2 separate regions of the Homo sapiens genome follow, and region 2 is linked to region 1. Evidence: chromatin contacts called from ENCODE Hi-C or POLR2A ChIA-PET data. All regions are on one chromosome and are shown on one strand. Each heading gives the region's core, a stretch centred on a gene start or an enhancer-like site at or near the end of the contact. The rest is flanking DNA. Distances are from core to core; before and after follow the strand shown.

What was found. A loop is a pair of places that touch in the nucleus more often than their neighbours do. ChIA-PET counts read pairs that join two places held with the same protein, here RNA polymerase II (POLR2A). Pooled maps may share reads with other maps.
Region 2: a map of ascending aorta shows a loop between it and region 1 (7-fold over the local background). The contact joins two enhancer-like sites. A Hi-C loop is called at or near these places in 7 of 168 maps with a recorded cell type or tissue (aorta, ascending aorta, astrocyte of the cerebellum and 3 more) and 5 of 50 pooled maps. POLR2A ChIA-PET finds 5 or more read pairs at or near these places in 1 of 52 experiments (HCT116).

The regions. Positions count from the first base shown.
Region 1 is chr16:10,123,310-10,129,948 of GRCh38, reverse strand. The region is part of intron 2 of GRIN2A (glutamate ionotropic receptor NMDA type subunit 2A); the gene reads left to right. Among named protein-coding and RNA genes, the nearest start is that of GRIN2A, 56 kb to the left of the region's middle. Within about 2 kb of position 2,965, at least 4 of the 41 ENCODE cell types and tissues checked have a DNase peak (open chromatin) inside an H3K27ac peak, as active enhancers do; they include ascending aorta, where a contact is called at or near this core.
Region 2 is chr16:10,165,600-10,172,715 of GRCh38, reverse strand. All of the region lies in intron 2 of GRIN2A (glutamate ionotropic receptor NMDA type subunit 2A), which reads left to right. Among named protein-coding and RNA genes, the nearest start is that of GRIN2A, 13 kb to the left of the region's middle. Within about 2 kb of position 4,360, at least 3 of the 41 ENCODE cell types and tissues checked have a DNase peak (open chromatin) inside an H3K27ac peak, as active enhancers do; they include ascending aorta, where a contact is called at or near this core.

The DNA.
Region 1 (6,639 bases), core at 1,716-4,215:
AGATCCATGAAACATGCTTCTACCTTCACTGCAACTCCTTATGAAATCTGCATTCAGTGACAGCAGCATCTTCTAAACTGGTATCTTCTTCCAGCTTTGACATCCTATGATCAATGCATGACCTCGCTGGTCGAGTGAGTAAGAACGATGACAAAACCCATATCTTGAATCACATGCATCTTTATTAAAATCTTCCTCCAGCTTTCCATTTTACCTAGAATTAAAATCAATTGCTTGCTGTGGCCTAGAAGGAGCACCATAATCTCCTGCTTATATCTCAGACCAAATCCTGCTCTCTTTTCCCTTGGTCCTTTATCTTTCTGGAACATTCCTCACACTCACCTTTGCACTTGTTGTTCCGTTTGCTTGGGAATTTCTTCCCCTGGACCTTTCTGTGGTTGTCTTGTTCTCACCATTCAAGTTTCGTCTCAAACATTGCTGACTGTGACAGGCTGTTCATGATCATCCAAGTTCAAGTAGCCTCCACTCTAGCCATTAGCCCATTACTCAGCTTCATTTTCTCCTATAGCTTAGCTCTATCTAAGTATTATATGGTTAGTGTTTTGTTTTTTTTTTAATCAAACTCCTCCCATTAAAGCATGTGTCCTTTGAAAGCAGGGACATTAGTCATTTCTATATCTTAAGAGAGTTATCACCAGCCTGGGCAACACAGAGAGACTTTGTCTCTACTAAAAACTAAAATGACTTCACCAGGTGTCATGGCTTACACCTGCAGTCCCAGCTACATAGGAAGCTGAGGTAGGACGATCACTTGAGCCCAGAAATTTGAGGCTGCAGTGAGCTCTGATCGTGCCACTGCATTCCAGCCTGGGCAACAGAGCGAGACCCTGTTTTAAAAAAGTAAGTCACGCACGTAGTAGGTGCTTAAAAAAAAAAGTGATGCACATAGTAGGTGCTTAATAAATATCTGTTAAATGAATAAAGATTGGTTACGGGGATGAAATAAGAGCGTGCTCAGGTATGCACAGACACACTCGTGCACATATGTGCATTGAAACTGCCATGGTAAGAAATACTATTGTTAATAGCTGGGAGCCAGAATTTCTATGACTCTCCAGTTGCATCAGGCCTCCCTTGACTGTATTATGCTCCTAAGAAACTTTTCTTGCCTTTTGTTGAATTAAAATTCTTTAACTTCTCAGCTATCTCATGGATCTTTGCATCTGTTTTGCATCTGTTTCTTAGCAGCCTAGCTTGGCGCATGGTGCTTTATAGAGACATTTAGCATGTAAAGATATTTATAAAGGAGGGATTCTCTTCTATTTTTGCCCAGTCATCTGTTGGAGAGAGGGGGAGCAGCAAGCAGGCACACATGATTCATGCTCTTGCCTGGAGGGTGCTGCCCACCTCTAGCCTAGAAGAGTGGGGTGGCAGGAGCCCTCTGCATTCCAAGGCTGGTTCCAGTGAATGGAGCATCTACAGTGGTGGTTTGGCCAATCTCAACATTCTGTAATGGCCTCTTCTTTACAGTTCACACTTCCCAGATAGGTTAATATTACAGCTCCTTCCATCAGAATGTCCTTAAGTGTGTAGCTGCAAAGTTGAGGGGTACAGTTCATAAAACGATCATTTCTGACATCACTTGGAAGATTGAGGGCTGCCAAGACCACCCTTATCTTTGATAATTCACTGGAAACTCACAAAACTCGCTGCAAGCTGTTGCACCCACGGCTATGGCTTGTTATAGCTGAAGGATACAGACTAAAATCAGCCAAAAGAGGGACACATAGGCAGAATCATGAAAGGTCCAACCGTGAGCTGCCAGTGGTGATCTTCCTACGGAATCATGGACAGTGCCACCTTCTCAGCAACAATGGATGAAAATAAGCATGGGACGTTGCCAACAAGGGAAGCTCACTGAGCCTTGGCGTGCAGAGTCTTTTTTGGGGTCTGCTGTTGAGTTCTTATATGGGTGACCTTGGCTTCCAGGTCCTCTGGAGGTTGAGCTCATGCTATGTGATTCTAAGCCCCCACTCTAAATCACACTGTTAGACTCTCTGGTGTGACCCAAGGCCCCCACAAGCAAAAAAACACTCCTATCCAGGCATGACATTCCCAGGGCTTAGTAAGACACCAAGGGTAAAGACCAGACTTCTTTTTGGGCGAGGTTTAATTCTTTACTATGGAAGAGCTCAACTTGATACTCTTGGTATGGATGACTTACGTAGATAGCGGTGGTGCTGGCCCTTTTCTTGCTTCCAGTGCCTGAATTCATCCATCAATTCCACAAATATTTATTGATTGTGAGCTAGGTGCCAGGCTCTGTGCTAGTTGCTAGGGATACAGTGGTGAAGGACATAGTTCATGCTATAAAAAGGCTGGGGAGACAGATAAACAGGCAATTATTCTTATATATAAATATACCATGATGCTAGAAATGATACTAAAGGCTCTTGGTGCACAAGGGTGCCTGGCACAGTTGCTGGTGAAGACCTCCCAGGGCGGTGGTAGTTAGGCTAAGATTGGAAAAATGATTAGAAGTTGGCCAACCAGGGTGGAGTATGGGGGTAGGGAGGTAGTGTTTAGGTGGAGGAATATCACATGCAGAGGTTGAGTGGTGAGAAAGTTCTTGAGGATGGTAAGGAGCTCCACATTTTCATGGATGCCACAGCTCACAGGTGATTCATCTTGAACATACAGCCAATAAACACCCAAAGACTTTCCCATCTTGTACCAAGGCAGGTGGATTTTTTTTTTTTTCAAGACTGAATCTCTGTTGCCAGGCTGGAGTGGAGTGGCACGATCTCTGCTCACTGCAATCTCTACCTCCCAGGTTCAAGCGTTTCTCCCAAGGCAAGTGGATTTTGAAATCAAGAAAATGGGGTTCATGAGAGAAATTCTTGGCCCCTGTTGCTGTCAGGAAGGCTTTTAGACTAAAAAGAATGGAGCTAATGAAAGCAGTTGGATAGGGCAAGCGTGTGAGCATTGGCTTTCACTGGCTTAGGGCAGCTCCAACTCCCCCAGAAAAGGCTCTTTGTTTATGGTGAGGTCAGGACTTCAGAGTGTGACTCAGAAGGTCCTCAGAGCTGGTAAAAAGTGTAGACTGGTGCTGTAGGCCAAAAGACAAGGTTTATAAAAGCAGAAGGATTTCTGAGACATCTTGGACATGTGAGCAGGTGACTCACAGACGTTCTAGAAACCATATTTCAAAGACAATATTTTTGGCAGAATCAAATGGTTGCTTTGTGGTCGTTTCAGGGAGTTCCAGCAATAACATAAAGAAAATTAACAGAAACCAACAAATGGTAGGGAAAAACGTTGGTGATACGTGCCAAAGGGTTACTATCTTTAACGCACAAAGATGACTTACAAATTAAGAAAAAGACAAAACACCCTAAAAGAAAAATGGAAGAGAAATGAGTAACATGTGATTAGAGAATAAAAACTCAATGGCTAATAGATGCCCAAGAAAATAGTAAACCCTGCCAATACTGCAAAATATTTGAAATACGGTAATGAAACTGGCTGGGCACTGGCTCTTGCCTCTATTTCTAGTGCTTTGGGAGGCAGTGGCAGGAGTGTTGCTTGAGGCCAGGAGTTTGAGACCAGTCTGGGTAACATAGCGAGACCCCCCTCTCTACAAAAAATAATTTTTTTAAATGAGCCAGGTGTGGTGGTGCACGCCTGTAGTCTGTTTCTTGGAAGCCTGAGGCAGGAGGATCACTTGAGCCTAGGAATTTGAGGCTGCAGTGAGCTCTGATTGTGCCACTGCATTCCAGCCTGGGCGACAGAGCGAGATCCTATCTCAAAAAAAAATATATATATATATAAAGAAATCCATCAACTCACACAAAAATGTTGTTGATGGGACTTTGCATTATTCTTATAATTAAGAAAAGCAAAATGAAAATTCAGTAAGCAAAACAGTGCAGTTGGAAGGAGCTCTAAGCCTCCCTACTTCATTCTGGTGAAGGCAGGGAGTCAGGAAGGAGTCTGGGGCTCCTCCTGTCTGTGTCCTCATTTTGTCTCCCACCTCCTGGCCCCCAGTTTTCCTGCAGGTGTGAGTGTGTCAGACCTCCTTCTGCTCTGAGTGGGAGAGAACTCGCTGTACTCTAGGGAGCTGAGTTTGGGGAAAGACTGGCCCTTAAGCATCCTCCCACCCAGCCTTTACCCCCAGCTCTCTCTCCCTGTAGGACGCCTGATTTTCTTGGCAGAGGAAGAAGCTACCCTCCATCCACTTTCCCAGGGTAGGCAAGGCAGCCTCTTCCCCTGGGCCATCCAGCCTCCTGTAGGCCTGGGGCTTAGCAAAACAGCCAGGGAGGGGAGACTCGGAACAGTCTTTTTTTTTTTTTTTTTCCTCCCACCATGAGCAGTATGAGGATGATGCCTTAGCTCCATTGCTTTGCTCTCAGCCTTCAGACTTGCTGTAGGAGAATCTCTGCTGTACCCTGTCATGTCTTAGATTTGTGTAATTGAGGGAGGCCTCCCAGGCAATTTAAGTAGGGATTTACTTATTCCTTGGGAGTGCTGAGCTTGTAGTGGAGGAATGGTCTACTCACTAGTGTATTTACTCGACTTCTCCTAACAAGGGTCTTTCCACTTGGGGTTGTTCTGTCCAGCATCCCTTGGGACTTCCAGGGAAAGCCAAATATTCTTTGCTGCCCCTGCTTCTTCGACAATAAATGCAAAAAGTTTGAAAAAATCCCGTACTGGTGTTGTGTCACCAGGGTCAAAGACCTTGAATCTCTAGTAAGAAGTAGAAGGCGTCAAGAGGTCAAGTTCTGACTCCATAGTTTCAGGACATTGTGGGACTTGATTGCTGCAGTGTGAAATTTATGGTTTTGTAAGACAGATTTAAAACCCTTTCATGGCATCTTGTAGCCTTTGGAATAAAATCCAACATCCTCACCATGGCCTATGAAGAGACCCTGCATGATTTGGGCACTACGTGCTTTTTTGGGGCTTTGTTTGCTGTCATTTTCCTCCTTGTTCTTTCCAACCCTAGGGGCTTTGTCCTCATGGTTCCCTATGCCTGGAATGCTCTTCCCACTATTCTGCACTGGTTGACGATGACTTCTTCACAACTTGGCTTTTGGGGCATTTCCTTTGAGAGGGCTTCGTGACAGTCCTGCTAACCTTTTCCATAGGAGCCCTCATGTCATTAGCTGTACCACAACTTTAACTTGTATGTGTTCATTTACATGTTTCTGTCTCTTCTGTGAAATGGTTGCTCCTTGAGAGTGGGGCCTCTGCTCTGTCTTGTACAACACCTGACACACGGGCCAACTTATAAATATCATGAATGAATGAATGAATGGATAGCTCTCTAGTTATCAATTGTGACTGTATCTTTCCCTGCCATCTCCCAGCTCCGTCTCACCTGGACCACCTGGAAAAACCTCTTGTACCCCATAATTTCAGTGCCCCTGTCTGTATCTGAGGCTATGGAAAAGCTCTCTACCCAAGCACCAAGGAATCCTGCCCTTTTCCGCTTGCCCGGATAAACAAAGAGTTATCAAGGCTAAGTTGCCAGTTATGTTGGCTTCTTCTCCTGTTTGCTCTTGGGAGGATAGGATTTTGATTACAAGCATAACAGCCTCCAGTTATTGAGCATCTACTGCATACAGGGCAGGCACTTTGCATACATGATCCCTGATCTTCATAGTATCCCTACATGGTAGGTTTTATTATCCCAATGTTGTAAGTAAGCAAACGAAGGATCTCACAGGTCAGTTTGCTCCCTGGGCCACCTGACCTGTGCTCTTTTTTCCCTATACATCGTGGCCTAGGTTTTGGAACACACAAGGGCACGCACACGGCCCTTCTCAGACTATGACAATATAGTGCACTGCAATACCTCGCTTTTTTAACAACCTAAGCTGATGGGTTGAGTTGTGAGAGTCAGAAGCTTGCAATTTCACTTCATCTGTCTCTGGAGACTATTCTGGCTTTCTACTGCCTGGAAAGAAGGTGGGAACAAGGGCTCTGTGAGGGATGATTACACCAGGGCAGAAACAGCTCACCTCTTGAGTGCTCATGTGCCATACACTGTGCCGAGTGATTTATACATATAGCTTTCTGTAACCCACGGAGCAGCTCTATTTGTACTGTTATTTTGAGCACTATTCTGCAAATGTGGAAGCTGAGGCACACAGTAAGAAAGGGTAAACAGTGGAGGCTGGATGCAAACCCAGGTAGTCTGATTACAGAGTTTGAAAGCTCAGCCACCAGGTACCTACCAACCAGCTAAACAGATCTCATCATTCAAAGTGTGGTCCATGCACCAGCAGCTTTGACATCCTCTGGGAACCTGAATGCAGAATCTCAGGTCCCATCCAGACTGACCGAGCTAGAATCTGCCTCTTAACAAGATCCCTCGGCGATTCACGTGCATGTTAAAGTTTGAGAAGAACTGCCCCAGAAATTCTATGAATATAAAGTAAGTGCCATTTTCCTGAAGTCAAAAGCTGGAGATTTAGAGCATCAGTGTTCTTAGAAACAACGTGCGACTTCAGTATCTTGCAAACTATGGCATCAACGAGGAGCTGTTCCTTTGCTTGAGGGAATTAGTGATGACAAATGAATTTAGTATTTTCAACAAAAATAAAAGCAAGTTGAGCTTGCATAGTTGATCCAAGGCTTTAAAAAAAAGAGGCTGCTTCAGCCTGCAGGATGTTG
Region 2 (7,116 bases), core at 3,111-5,610, 41 kb before region 1:
ATGCTGCTTTGAAACAGTCAGAAGGCCTGGCCATACTGGCCCCGATTCCCCCTATGGCAACAGTTGGCTGGAGATGAATCTCATCCCCCAACCCCACCTGCCACGATCCCTGCCCTCCCACTGCCATCCTGGGACAGGACAGGTGCCCCTCCTTTCTTAAATTCCCCAAAGTCACTTCACTTCACTTCACTTCACTCATTTATGTTACATACACAGTATCCTGAAGGCACTTGGCTGTGAGGCCTATGATGTAGGTGAGGGAAGTAGCTCTTCCAGGGGCTGCTCCTGGATAAGACGGCAGATCTATGGCATGTATGCAACCATGGATGCCATGTTCACTGCTGCCATCATTAATCTCCTATAACACCTGGCCCTGTTGAGCCCACTGGCCTTAAGGCCTTCTCAACACAGTACTCCAGGCAGCCATGATGAATCAACTTGAGTTGGAAGATCCAAGAAAACCTTGGACAAAGAGTCTGAAGAATGAAATTCAATTTTCAAAAATACCTGTGTGACCTTAGAAAAGGCCCTTCACCTGTCTGAACCTCTGGTTCTCCTGCAAAATGAGGATTTGGGACAAAATTATCACTAAGATCTCTTCCAGCTCTGAAAATTTTGTGCCTCATCAAGGAAAGACTGGCAACAAACATACCAAAATATGAATAGCAGTTATCTTTGGGGTGGTAGACTCATGGCTGCTTTAATCTTTTAAAGAATGTCATTATCAAGTGGTTAATATATTGTACTTTGAGTTAGATTGCCTGAATTTAAATTCAGGGATTCCACCTCTTACTGGCTGGGTGATCATGGGGAAGTTCTTAATATCTTGAGCCTCAATGTCTTCATCTCTAAAATGGGAACAATAATAGCATCCACTTTGTAGAGTTGTGAGATTTAAATGACATCATGGATATTAGTCCATGTCTCAGTGCCTACCTTATAATAAATGCTTATTACAGGAATGCTATTGTTATTGTGTCTGCATTTTTTAGTTTTTATTTTTCTCCAGTGTACATGTACTTTTTAATAACCAGAAAGAGTGATTAAGGATGATGTGGTTACATGAGGGTATGCTCTGAAAGAAACTGGGAGTGAATCCCACAGAACTGTCAGAAGTGGAGGGTCTAACATGAAATGATTTGTATTTTCTTAACTGAGACAATCAGAAGCTTCCTTTGCCTTTGTAGGACTTGCTGAGAGCTTTATCCTGGCAAACGGAAGCTAAATGTGGCCAGCATGAAAGTGATCGCAGGAGAAGACTATCTCATTGACCTTTGCACTAAATGACTCCACCAACTGGACCATATGTTTGCACGAGGCTTAGGGATTTAGAGTGTGGACATATATAGTTTCTCATTTTATCTCTGCCAAGGATTAATAACTCAGTGATAGCCTGGGAAACCTGGCAGCTCCAACGGTATTTGTTTAAAGAATCTCTATTTTCAGATGAGGAAATAAAGGATCTGGGAGTTGCAGTAATTTGTGCATTGTTCAAAGCTGTAACTAGAACCTAGGGCTTTGGGTTCTTATTCTTTTGCTCTTATTTTATTACCCTTTCAAGTTAATGACTACGAATACATTTGATTTAGGGAAGGGGCTCAGATGCAAGACAAATAACAGATTTTGATGTTCATATTTTGGTTGTCTTGACTAAAAGGATTAAGATGTTGGATGATGGAATTAAAATTCAAAACTTCAGATTGAAGTGATGGAGTCACTCTAAAGACTGCACTGGAGGTTCCCCCCATACCGCACTCAGCTTTAATGAGGTTAACTGACAAAGAAAAATTGTATATATTAAAGGTGTACAACACAATTTTTTTTTTTTTTTTTTTAAAGAAAACAGTGTTTCACTCTGTTGCCCAGGCTGGAGTGCAGTGGCATGATCATAGTTCACTGCAGCCTCAACCTCCTGGGCTTAGGTGATCCTCTCATCTCAGCCTCCCAAGTAGCTAGGAACACAGGCGTGTGCCATGATATCCGGCTAATTTTTAAATTTTTGGTAGAGACGGGGGTCTCACCATGTTGCCCAGGCTGGTCTTGAACTCCTGGACTCAAGCAATCCTCTTCCCTTGGCCTCCCAAAGTGCTGGTATTACAGGCATAAGCCACCGTCCCCAGCCCCAAATGATATTCTGATATACAAGTAAATGTGAGATGATTGTCACCATCAAACTAATTAACATATCCATTACCTCACATGGTTACATTTATTGTGTGATGAGATTACTTAAGATGTGGTATCTTAGCAAATTGCCTGTATACAATATATTTTTGTATTGTCACCATGCTATCACCAGTCACCATGCTATACATTAGGTCTCTAGAACCTATTTACCTTACAAGTGGAAGTTGGTGCCTTTTGACCAACCTCTCTCAATAGTTTGAAGAAGAATTTTCACTATTGCAGAAAGGGGGATGTGAGACTTTGCAACTCACTTAGTCATAATGTGGCTGCCTCTGTTCCAACTATCACATCCAACTCACTTGGGAATGGTTTTTGCAAGGGTCATGAACCGGTGTACTGCACGCTGAATCTGGCTCATAGATGCATTTTGTTTCACCAGTACAGCATTTTTAAATGCTTGAATTTTAATGTCTTTAGACAGCATGCATTTTCAAATTCACTACAGCTGTCCCCACTCTGTTATCCCATATCTAGGGTGATTCATACATTTATGTTAATGATATGGTTTCTGTGAGTATTTGAGATCATGGTGCTCAAATACAGACTTTTTATTTGTTTGTTTGTTTATTTTGTATTGACCAGAAGCTCAGCAGATCCTAAGTGGGGATATGTGGAGGCCACATATCTAGAAATATATGTGGAGGCCACATACGTTGTGGCCTTATAAAAAGTGGAGGCCACATTTATAGAAATATAATGTTTAAATCAAGGGAGGTGATAGCTCCATTATACCTCTTCTGTTGTTTGGAGTGCTTTCAGGTGCAAGTAACAGAGTCTTTGACCAACAGTGTCTTAAACCATTAAAGACATTCAGTTTTTTGCTTAGTAAGGAGCCTCAGATCTAGCTTAGTGACTTAATGTCACATTGAGGACTCAGATCCTTCCCATTCTTCTACTTTGCCTTCCTCAGCTGCTGGTTTATCTGAGTCACAATATGGCTGCTTCTGTTCCAGCCATCACACCTTCACCTCCTAGCATTCAAAACTGGAAAAAAAGGGAGAGAAAAATAAGCCTTCTTCTAGGGCCTCTATCCTTTCATTGGAGTAGACTTCCTCTTACATGTCAGTGGCCAGAACTGGGTCACATTCCCACTGCTCAAACAACAATGATAGAGATCCAGGATTCCTCTCTGAGAATGGGTAATTGCCACTGAGCAAAATTGCTTCTGTTAGCAAGGGTGTGGGGTGATGCTTCAGTGGTACAACTGGTGATGTCTCCAGCAACACTAACACCATTATATGTAGCATTGCACTTAGTTCCGAGGAGTGATATCTAAAGATGGACGTTGAAAAATTGCAATGCATGCAGAAAAAGGGCCTTTAGGATTGCGTAGACTCTAAATGAAATATATTAAGAGTTTCAGAAGAAGTATTTAGGGATGTTTAGCCTGGAGAAGGGAAATCTCAGAGGGGATATGGGAGAAGTGTTCAGATACTCCATGGGCTGTTACAAGGTAGAAGGTTAAGTCTTAATTTTGTTATTGTTCTGGGGACAGACATAAGAGTGAAATTATTATTATTATTATTATTATTATTATTATTATTATTATTATTGTTATTATTTGAGACAGAGTTTTGCTCTTGTCGCCCAGGCTGGAGTTCAATGGCACGATCTTGGTTTACTGCAACCTCTGCCGCCTGGGTTCAAGTGATGCTCCTGCCTCAGCCTCCTGAGTAGCTGGGATTACAGGCACCTGCCACCACCATCAGCTAACTTTGTATTTTTAGTAGAGATGGGGTTTTACCATGTTGGCCAGGCTGGTCTTGAACTCCTGACCTCAGGTGATCCACCCGCTTTGGCCTCCTAAAGTGCTGGACTACAGGCGTTAGCCACGGCACCTGGCCAAGAGTGAAACTATAAGGAGTAAAGTTTCATCTTGATATGAGGAATAAGCTTCGGCAATTAGGTCTCTAACAGAAGACTGTGAGGATTCATGGAATAGGAAGGCTATATCAGGATATGATTGAGCTAACAGTGACTGTCTGTCCCTCAGGAATGAGGTGGAAAATTGGGCTTGCAAGGTTGGGTTGGGTCACCTCTGAGGCTCTTTCTTATTCAAACACTCTGTACCTCTCAAATCCTTGATTTTTAAAAAAAGATCTCCAAGCCTTGGTGCTTTAGGCCAAGCATTTGGCTGAAAACCAACATCCTCACTTTTTCCAAGTGTGTGAGTAATTCAGTATAAATTTGCCTGGCATGGAGGAGGAATTTATAATCCCTGCATCATCACCTCAAGTTCCCAAAAGACTTTACATTATCCTGAAGGTAGAAGATATTTGAAAAGCAGACAACCTATGTATATATCAACTCACACACACATATATAAATAAAAACATAAGTAGGTCAGCCGGCCTCATATTTACTAGTGAAAATGTTTTTGGCTAAGAAGCTCATCTACAGAAGACAATGTTTAGAATAATTGCCAATGATCTCGAAATGGGGTGTTTTTGCACTTGTATCAGGTTAATCATTATTACTTAATAAAGTATATTCAGCTTGTTTTGCACATCTTACTGTAGTAATATGTTTGTATTCTAAAGAGCCAGCCAGACTCCTCTCTGGTTTTTCAGTTGACAAATTATTCTTTTTAGTCAGTTGTATTCTCCTGCATTTGGAACATCTGCTTATGGCAGAAAATACTCTAGATACTATTCTGTTGTTTATCCACTTCTCCTATTCCCCCACATCCCCCCAAAGAAAAACGAACCTGAAATTGCTTTCCAAATGCTTTCACTTTCTGTTCAAATTTTGGAACTTTCCATGGGATGGCAATTGATATATTGTCTCCATTTTTTAAACTTTGAAATAGATGTTGATGTACAGAGCGAAAAAACCTAAATAATACAATAGAGCATTCAGAGAAAGAATATTTGCTCCATTAATGCATCGTAGATCTTCGAACTCAGGTTCCCTTCCATGGAGGTGGCTATGTTACCCATTTCAGGAGGGAAAATATTAATTGGAATGGAAATTTCTTTCTGTTTGTGATTTTTTTTTGCTGAAGTCGGCATATGGAAAGGATCTTCTCTTAAACTACAATCCCTGACTTGAAAACTACAATCCCTGACTTGAAAAAGGTTAATTGTTTCCATTGGTCCCTAACAGTGACTCTTTTGCCAAAACAAAAATAAACTCACTCTAAAATGTAAGTTGTGATTTCCAAAAATCACTGACACCTTGAAGCTTGGCTCACAAACTCACTCAAAGAATTTAAGATAATTTGGGGTGATTTTGGGGGGAGTTGGGGACCACTTTAAAATCTAATGAAGGCTACGGACCCTTCCAGAGGAGTGCGTGTTCATAAACATGCAGTCAAAATTATGTGCAATTTCAGGGGATCACAGACCCTCTGAAACCCTTTCATAGACTTCCTTGGATTTGATTTATTTATTGGTTTATTAAACACAGTTGATCCTTGAATAATGCAGGCGCTAGTTGCATTAACCCCCATGCAGTTTAAAATCCATGTATAACTTTTGATTCCCATAAACTATAGCCCACTGTTGATCAGAAGCCTTACCAATAACATAGACAGTCAATTAATACAAATTTTCTATGCTATATGTATTATATAGTAGATTCTTAAGTAAGCCATAGAAAAGAAGATCATAAGGAAAATCGTAAGGAAGAAAATATGTTTGCTATTCAAGTGGATGTGGGTCATCATAAAGGTCTTCATCCTTGTCTTTACATTGAGGAGGCTGAGGAGGAGGAGGAAGAGGAGGGGTTGGTCTTGCTGCCTCAGGGGTTGGCAGAGGGAGAAGAAATTTGCGTATAGGTAGACGCATGCAGTGTGTTGTTCACAGGTCAAATGTATGTTCATTCTTCATACATTTCTTGGCTTTGTCCTTGGACCAAAATGCTTTGTGGATGCATCTGTTATCAATTTGTTTCAGAATCTAGCTGGAGAGACTCATAATGCAAGTGCAGTATGATTGTATTCACGGGACCATGGGAATGCAGAGGAGGGACAGCTTCATCCACAGGTCTGAGGGTAGGGATCTGGGGTCAAATTGGAGAGCTGGTCTGGAAGAGGCTTGTGTCCTGGGTGCCTGCCCCTACAGGTTGTCATCCCCCACAGCTGAAGATGAGCTGTAGAGGGAAGGCTGGCTCATGGAGGAGCAGAATTGAGTTCACAATCTAAGCCTTCCTCTCCTCTTAACCTGTTCCTCAAGGCTGCCAGTCTTGAGTGGTCTTGAAAGCTTCCAAATTCTCCTCTGGATGGCATTTCTTACCATCAAACATTGAGCTTTTTGCAGATTTCCGTTTTGTTGTCACAAATGGCTGAATGTCTCCTGCTCTATCTTGTCTCTTCAAATTAGGAATACCTGCCCAGGAAGAGTGAGTGGCATTTGAAATCCATATCGTCTTGCTAGTCTGCTGTCCTAGGGGTGAAAGAAAAAGACATATTTTCCTGGCGAATTGTTTTAATGCTAAGATATCTGTAGGACTGAGGAAATGTAGTATTAACTGACTTGGGTGAGTAGACTCAGAACGATGTGAAGAAGCTGTGGAGCTGTGGAAAAAGGCAGGCTTGCTGTAGTTCTGGTGTTAGGGTGTGTGCATGGCTTCCATGAATGGGATTTTGAAAATGGCAGGCCTTGGGTGAAGACCTTCATGGTCAAATTTGCACTTTAGTTAAAAACAAATTTGCTATTGGTTTTGCCTTGGTTAATTGATACTAGTTTTTCCTCTTCTCTTCTCCTCTCTTCTTTTTCTCTTCCCTCCCCTCCCTTCTCCACTCCTCTCTTCTCTTCTCCTCTCCCCTCCCCTCCTTTCTCCCCTCCCCTCCTTTCTCCCCTCCCCTCCTTTCTCCCCTCCCCTCCTTTCTCCCCTCCCCTCCCCTCCCCTCTCCTCTTCTCTCTCTCTCTGTCTCTGTCTCTCTCCTGTTTAGCAGCATTGAAAGAAATATTTTTATCATGGACCCAC